2 separate regions of the Homo sapiens genome follow, and region 2 is linked to region 1. A link is an interaction called in ENCODE POLR2A ChIA-PET data of the cell type or tissue named here. Cell type or tissue: GM12878. All regions are shown on one strand. Region 1 overlaps UBE2D2 (ubiquitin conjugating enzyme E2 D2). Region 2 overlaps ECSCR (endothelial cell surface expressed chemotaxis and apoptosis regulator).

Region 1 (4,000 bases):
TGAACCCAGGAGGTGGAGTTTGCAGTGAGCCGAGATTGAGCCACTGCACTCCAGCCTGGGCGACAGAGCAAGACTCTGTCTCAAAAAAAAAAAAAAAAAAAAAATTCGAATCTAAATCGCTTCGAAATCTGAAAGTTTTTCTGAGTGCTGACATAATGCCACAAGTAGAAAATTCCACACCTGGTCGCATGTGGTAGGCAGCAGTTAAAACACTGTTAAATTTTATTTCATGAACAAAATTATTTAAAATATTGTGTAAAGGCCAGGCACAGTGGCTCACGCCTGTAATCTCAGCACTCTGGGAGGCCGAAGTGGGAGGATCACTTGAGGTCAGGAGTCCAAGACCAGCCTGGCCAACATTGTGAAACCCCGTCTCTACTAAAAATACAAAATTAGCTGGACGTCACCTGAAACCAGGAAGCAGAGGCTGCAGTGAGCTAAGATCATACCACTGCACTCCGGCCTGGGCAACAGAGCAAAACTCCATCTCAAAAAAAAAAAAAATTGTGTAAGGCCTATAATCCTAGCACTTTGGAGGCCAAGGCAGAAGGATGACTTGAGTCCAGGAGTTCAACACCAGCCTAGACAACATAGTGAGGCCTTGTCTCTACAAAATTAGCTGGGCGGCAGTGCCTATACACCTGTACACCACAGTGCCTACAGTCCTTGGGAGGATGGCTTGAGCACTGGAGTTTAAGACTGCCATCAGCCATGATCACACTATTGCATCGCACTCCAGCCTGGGCAACAAAGTGAGACTCTATCTTCAAAAAAAAACAAAAACAAAAAAAAACCCCAAAAAAACAGCTGGCACAGTAGCTCACGCCTGCAATCCCAGCACTTTGGGAGGCCATGGCGGCCAGATCACAAGGTCAGGAGTTTGAAACCAGCCTGACCAACATAGTGAAACTCCGTCTCTACTAAAAATACAAAAACTACCCAGGCATGGTGGCGCGCGCCTGTAATCCCAGCTACTCGGGAGGCTGAGGCAGGAGAATAGCTTGAACTCGGGAGGCAGAGGTTGCAGTGAGCCAAGACTGCACCACTGCACTCCAGCGTGGGTGACGGATCGAGACTCCATCTCAAAAACAAACAAACAAACAAACAAACTACATAAAATTATGTTCAGGCTCCAAAAAATTGTGCAAGGCCTATATGAAACATAAATCAATTCTGTGTTTAGACTTGGGTCCCATCCCCAAGATATCTCATTTCATTATGTATATGCAAATATTCCAAAATCCGAAAAAATTCAAAATCTGAAACACTTAGCGTCCTAAGCATTTTGGATAAGGAATGCTCAACCTCTACTTTTTTTTTTTGAGACGGAGTCTTGCTCTGTCACCCAGGCTAGAGTGCAGTGGCGTGATCTCGGCTCACTGCAACCTCCGCCTCTTGGGTTCAAGCGATTATCCTGCCTCAGCCTCCTCAGTAGCTGGGATTACAGGCGCTCACCACCGCACCCGGCTAATTTTTTGTTATTTTTAGTAGAGATGGGGTTTCACCATCTTGGCCAGGCTGGTCTCAAACTCCTGACCTCATGATCCACCCGCCTCGGCCTCCCAAAGTGCTGGGATTACAGGCGTGAGCCACCACGCCCAGTCTACTTTTTCTTAATTAACTTTTAAATTTCAACCACTCCAGGACTATAGGAACACTCTGCCTAGAATATTCTTCCCATCCTCTCCTCCCCCACATCCACCTTCAGGCTTCACTTAAATATTGCCCTTAGAGACCTTCCCAGAAGCCCTTTTCCGCCATTTCAATTTATTTCTTATTAAGTACTACGGTAAAGCCCAGGTTGCTTTAACAACTTTATACAGTTCCTATTTGTCTGTGTGATTATTATTATTTGAGACAGAGTCTCACTCTGTCGCTCAGGCTGGAGAACAGTGGTGTGAATCATAGCTCACTGAAACCTTAAACTACGCTCATGCAATACTGCCTTAGCATCCCGAGTGAGCTGAGACTACCAGCACATGCCACCACACCTGGGTGTTGCTTATTTTAAAAAATATTTTGTAGTGGCTGGGCACGGTGGCTCACGCCTGTAATCCCAGCACTTTGGGAGGCTGAGATGGGTGGATCATGACGTCAGGAGATCGAGATCATCTGGCTAACATGGTGAAACTCCGTCTCTACTAAAAATACAAGAAATTAGCCGGGTGTGGTGGCACATGCCTGTGGTCCCAGAGGCAGGAGAATTGCTTAAACCCGGGAGGCGGAGGTTGCAGTAAGCCGAGATCGCGCCACTGCACTCCAGCCTGGGTCACGCAGCGAGACTCCGTTTCAAAAAAGAAAAAAATTTGTAGAAACAGGGTCTCACTCTGTTACGCTGTCCCAGCTGGCCTTATACTCCTGGACTCAAGCCATCCACTCTCCTCAGCCATTCAAAATGATAGGATTGGCCAGGCAGGGTGACTCACGACTGTAATCTCAGCACTTTGGAAGGCTGAGGTGGGCGTAACACTTGAGCCCGGGAGTTCGAGACCAGCCTGGGCAACATGATGTAACCCCACCTCTAATAAAAATACAAAAAATTAGCTGGGCATGATGGTACATGCCTGGAGAATCACCTGAGCCCAGGAAGTTGAGGCTGCAGTAAGCTATGGTTGCTCCATTGCACTCAATGCTGGGTGACAAGAGTGAGACTCTGTCTCAAAAAAAAGTACTAAGATTACAGACATGAGCCTTATCTATGGGAACAACTTTTTTTTTTTTTTTTGAGAGGGAGTCTCGCTCTGTTGCCCAGGCAGGTGTGCAACGGCATGATCTCAGCTCACTGCAACTCTGCCTCCCAGGTTCAAGCAATTCTCCTGCCTCAGCCTCCCGAGTAGCTGGGATTACAGGCGCGTGCCACCATGCCCGGCTAATTTTTTGTATCTTTAGTAGAGACAGGGTTTCACCATGTTGGCCAGGCTGGTCTCGAACTCCTGACCTCGTGATCTGCCCACCGCGGCCTTCCAAAGTGCTGGGATTACAGATGTGAGCCACCGCGCCCAACATCTATGTGATTATTTAATGTCTCTTGACCCAGTAACAAATAGGGACCTGACTTCCAGCTTTTTGCACAGTGCCTGGTCCATGAAAACTGCCCAGTAAATATCTGTTGAAGAACCAGATAGTTACAATTACAGTGACTGTCACTGATTGTAAGACTTTTTAAAAAAAACATAGCTGAGGCTGGACACAGTTGTTCATGCCTGTAATCCCAGCACTTTGGGAGGCCAAGGTGGGCGGATCATCTTGAGGTCAGGAGTTCCCAAACCAGCCTAGCCTTGCTAGCAAGACAAAACCCCATCTCTACTAAAAATACAAAAATTAGGCCAGGCACAGTGGTTCACGCCTGTAATCACAGCACTTTGGGAGGCCAAGGCAGGTGGATCACCTGAGGTCGGGAGTTCGAGACCAGCCTGACCAACATGGAGAAACCCCATCTCTACTAAAAATACAAAATAAACCGGGTGTGGTGGCGCATGCCTGTAATCCCAGCTTCTCAAGATGCTGAGGCAGGAGAATTGCTTGAACCGGGGAGGCAGAGGTTGCAGCGAGCCAAGATCGCACCATTGCACTCCAGCCTGGGCAACAAAAGCGTAACTCCATCTCAAAAAAATTTAAAAAATTAAAATACAAAAATTAGCTGGGTGTGGTGGCACACACCTGTAATTCAAGCTACCCAGGAGGCTGAGGCAGGAGAATCACTTGAACCTGGGAGGCAGAGGTTGCAGTGAGCTGAGATTGTGCCACTACACTCCAGCCTGGGCAACAGAGTGAGACTTCGTCTCAAAAATAAATAAATAAATAAATAAACAAAAATAAAACATAGCTGAAATCAAGCTGCATATAATCAATGGCATGTCAGCTTAATTGGCACTAAATATACTTTCCTTCTTAGTAGAATAATGGTACATCTTTCAATTGATGTGTTTCAGAGTCAACGAAATAAGGTACATGGAAAGGCAATAACCTCATTCTCTGATACTGCAGCCATGGGATCATA
Region 2 (4,000 bases), 120 kb after region 1:
AGCTAATTTTTGCATTTTTTTGTAGAGACAAGGTTTTACCATGTTGCCCAGGCTGGTCACTTGTACTTCAAAGTAAAGAAAACTGAGGCCTAGGTCAGACAGCGACAAAGCCAGGACTTGAACTCAGGCTTGCCAGGCTCGATTAAAATCCACGATTTTAACTTCTAAACTATGCTTTTGAGGAAAAAATGGGGAGGGGTGTGTGTGGAGATAGACTAGAAGGGGATAAAGCAGACAGAATTAGAGAGGGGAGACCTGGGAAATCAAAAATTCCTGTGGCTAGAGTTCTTTGGGAATCTGCAGGCCCAGTGGTCAGAGACACCCTCGGCTGTAGACACAGATGCTCCCTAAGTCCCTCCCTTACCCACAGAGAAATCTTTGTTGGTGACAAAAAGTTTGGGTAGTGGGAGGGGCAAGAGGCAAAGAAAGAGCAGGGTCTTGAAGCTTGTGACTTTGGAACTCCTCCCAAGCCACTGAATAATTTTCTTTCTAGATAAATGCAGGAAGGCAGTTCCCTGTGCCTTCCCTGTACCTTCCCACCAAAAACTAAGTTATAACCTTACAGCATTTAGATAGTACATTAGGCCAGGCTCGGTGGCTCACGCCTGTGATCCCAGCATTTAGGATGCTGAGGCGAATGGATCACCTGAGGTCAGGAGTTTGAGACCAGCCTGGCCAACATGGTGAAACCCCATCTCTACTAAACATACAAAAATTAGCCGGGCATGGTGGCAGGCGCCTGTAATCCCAGCTACTCAGGAGGCTGAGACAGGAGAATAGCTTGAGCCCGGGAGGCGGAGGTTGCAGTGAGCTGAGATCGCGCCACTGCACTCCAGCCTGGGTGACCAAGAGCGAAACTCTGTCTCAAAACGAAAAAAAAAAAACAAAAAATACATTACATATGCTGGATTAGTAACTGATACATGTTTTCAGGACATGCCTTGGGTTAAAAGGATTCTCCAAGGGTCCTCCCCAGCTAGAAAGGGTTTTCTCTAGCCTGGGCTTCCTATAAATTTTGACTCCCCTCTTGACCATCCCCCTCTCGCCAACAAGGGAATGGGGCTCTCAGAAATGGTGATCTAGAAAAACATGGCCCAGGGTTTGGTAATTTTACACTTGGAAGCAATTAATTCTACACTATCCAGATGATAGCCCCATGGAGGAAGGCAGTGGCTTAAGGAAAATAAGCAGAGCAGCAGGTTGCCACAGGCTGGGGTGGGCCCCTGGCACCCAGCCGCCTCTGTCCACCCAGGCCTGGGCTGAATGCTCCCCTGATGCTGAGAGACCAAGGGAGCAGCAGAGCCAGGCCAGGGGCTGTAGTCCCTGCTCAAGCAGAGGGACGGGAACCCAGCTGGGCGGCTCCACTTCCCCACGTTGTTTTCCTTTCACATTGTTCACAGGTTTCAAGAATGATTTCATTGTGGAAAATGAGCAAATACAACCTGACCTTTCAGGTTCCACATACACAGCGGGACACACACAAGGGCACACGAGCATGCACATACATTTGCATAGAGCCCCGCAGACACACGTGTACATACAAAAAAGCCAGTGAGGGCTTCTGATTGGGGACTCTTGGTGACTGACCCCTCTCTGGGTTTGGTCAATAACAACCATTTCCTATGTATCCTCTGCCTGTGAGAGTGAATGGGTTGCTCATGCTAGAGCTTCCCTGCCTCCTATATATACCTCAGAACTTACTTTCTGCACAGGCCCCTACCTCTAGGCAAGATACAAGCCCTAATCCCCATCCCCATCTCACTCACCTTCCCGTCTCTCAGCCCCTTCCCTGGGGGCAGGACCAGGGTGACAGTAGCTTAAGGTAAACATTAGCCTAGAGACCTGGAGTCCTGGGCCCTTCCTTGTCTAGGTGTGGCAGGTCATTGATCTTCTGTCCTTAGAAATGTCACTAGTTTAAAATAACCTTCTCCTGACTCTGCATCAGGTTGGTAAAATGCCCATGTCAGATTGAAGAGACAGGGAAGGACTTCGGGACTCTGAGCCATGAGGTGGTGGTGATGTTGCTATTGAGTCACAGTCTCAGAGGAAGCCAGCACCGTGAGCCACAGCCCACATCCTTTAGTCCTCTGCCTAGTGTGTCTGCCTTCCAGCATGGTAGGCTTAGAAAGCCAAAACGTTTTTTTCTGTTTTCTTTTCTTTTTTTTTTTTTTTGAGACAGAGTCTCACTTTGTCTCCCAGGCTGGAGTGCAATGGCATGATCTCAGCTCACTGCAACCTCTACCTCCCGGGTTCAAGCGATTCTCATGCCTCAGCCTCCCAAGCAGCTGGGATTACAGGCGTGTGCCATCAGGCCTGCTAATTTTTGTATTTTTAATAGAGGCAGGGTTTCACCATGTTGGCCGGGCTAGTCTTGAACTCCTGACCTCAAGTGATCTACCCACCTCAGCCTCCCTAAGTGCTGGGATTACAGGTGTGAACCACCGCACCTGGCCAGTGTTTTCTTTTCTTTTTTCTTTTTCTTTCTTTTTTTTTTTTTTTTTTTTTTTTTTTTTTTTTGTTGAGATAGGGTCTCCACCTGTTGCCCAGGCTGGAGTGTAGTGGTGCAATCATAGCTCACTGCAGCCAGCCTCAACCTTCTGGTCTCAAGCAATCCTGCCACCTCAGCCTCCTGAGTAGCTAGGACTCCAGGTGTGCACTACTGTGCCTGGAGAATTTAAAAAAAAAAAAAAAACAAAACAAAACAAAATTTTTTTTTAGAGACAGGGTCTTGCTATGTTGCCCAGGCTGGGCCAGAAGGCATTCTAAGGGTTCCTTTCTAGGCTCTGTGCTGGGCAGGGGACTTACCAAGCTATGTGTTTTGCTTTCTCTTGCAGGCCACAACTCCCAGCCCACAATGACCCAGACCTCTAGCTCTCAGGGTAAGACCAAACACATGGGTCTACTCCAGCGTGTAGGCCTAGGAGCTTAGGAAGGGTGAGAGGAGCTCTATGCCAATTTAGCCTTAACCTCAGGGGGCTGGGGCCGCAGCTGGAGCGGGAGCTCTCAGGACTCACCAAGGCTGAGCTCATCTAAGGATTTTTTTTCAGCCTAGCTGAGTCTAATGTACCTTGAAAGAAAAAAGAGGTGAATGGTTGGGAATGAGGGGTGGGGGATGGGGTAGGGAGAAAGACACACAGATCTAGGGAACAAGAGAGGGAGATGGAACAGTAGGAGGCGGTGCACCCCTCAGCCTCAGATGTTCTGTTTCAGGAGGCCTTGGCGGTCTAAGTCTGACCACAGAGCCAGTTTCTTCCAACCCAGGTGAGTGAGTGTGGTTGCTGAGGTCCCTGCTCCTGCCCCACACCCATTCATTCAGACCTGCTTGGAGCCCAGGGGTTCTTGGGTGGGACAGGGAGTGTGGTGTCACCAAACCTACCCCACCTCCCACTCCCTATCTGCCTCTGTCCTTGCAGGATACATCCCTTCCTCAGAGGCTAACAGGCCAAGCCATCTGTCCAGCACTGGTACCCCAGGTACTGTGTCATTCAGACTACAAATGCCATCCAGGGAGGGCCCAGTGAGGACCCCAACAGTTTCTGCTCTAAAAGAGAATATAGACTGGGGCGAGCGGGAACAGACAAGGAAATAGACCCTCACACTGAGGATGACATGCAGGGTGAGAAGGGCTGCGGTGGGCACCAGCAGAAGTGTGGGAGCCCAGGCACATGTCAGTCACTTCAGACTCGGGGGCCAGGGATGACTCCCAGAAGCAGCTTCTGAAGCCGAGCTGAGAAGGGGTCAGCTGAGCATGTGGAGGCTGTGGGGTAGAGAGTAGTGGGGCTTATTCCAGGTGGGGTGGAGAGTAGTGGGGCTTATTCCAGGCAGAGGGAACTGCCCAGAGGTGAACAAGAGAATGGCCCCTTCTAGAACTGAAAGCAGGAAAGAAGAGGAAGATTTTGGACTGAAGAGCCCACCCGGTGCACATGCCGGCCAAGGCCCTGAGCAGGCCCGAGTGTGCTTCCTCATTCACGGCAGCTCCAAAGAAGGCCGCGCAGGCCCC

What was found. Peaks named below come from ENCODE experiments on the same cell type or tissue, not always from the same donor. Only the 100,000 strongest peaks of a DNase experiment are listed, where the experiment ranks them.
Region 2: POLR2A ChIA-PET joins it to region 1 with 5 read pairs; 5 of 35 experiments call an interaction of 5 or more read pairs at or near these places.

Annotation. Positions count from the first base shown.
Region 1 is chr5:139,578,771-139,582,770 of GRCh38, reverse strand. All of the region lies in intron 1 of UBE2D2 (ubiquitin conjugating enzyme E2 D2), which reads right to left. Among named protein-coding and RNA genes, the nearest start is that of UBE2D2, 19 kb to the right of the region's middle. In GM12878, no CTCF peak of the experiment used is centred here; no DNase peak of the experiment used is centred here; H3K27ac peaks cover 362 bases.
Region 2 is chr5:139,457,018-139,461,017 of GRCh38, reverse strand. It overlaps ECSCR (endothelial cell surface expressed chemotaxis and apoptosis regulator), which reads left to right. Exons shown (of 10, transcript NM_001077693.4): 2 at 2,835-2,879; 3 at 3,211-3,261; 4 at 3,414-3,473. Among named protein-coding and RNA genes, the nearest start is that of ECSCR, 3.7 kb to the left of the region's middle. RefSeq lists enhancers at 1-93, 3,468-3,527. In GM12878, a CTCF peak has its summit at 3,166 (motif pointing right); DNase peaks (open chromatin) are centred at 917, 1,447, 2,047, 2,823 and 1 weaker place; H3K4me3 peaks cover 421 bases; H3K27ac peaks cover 2,425 bases.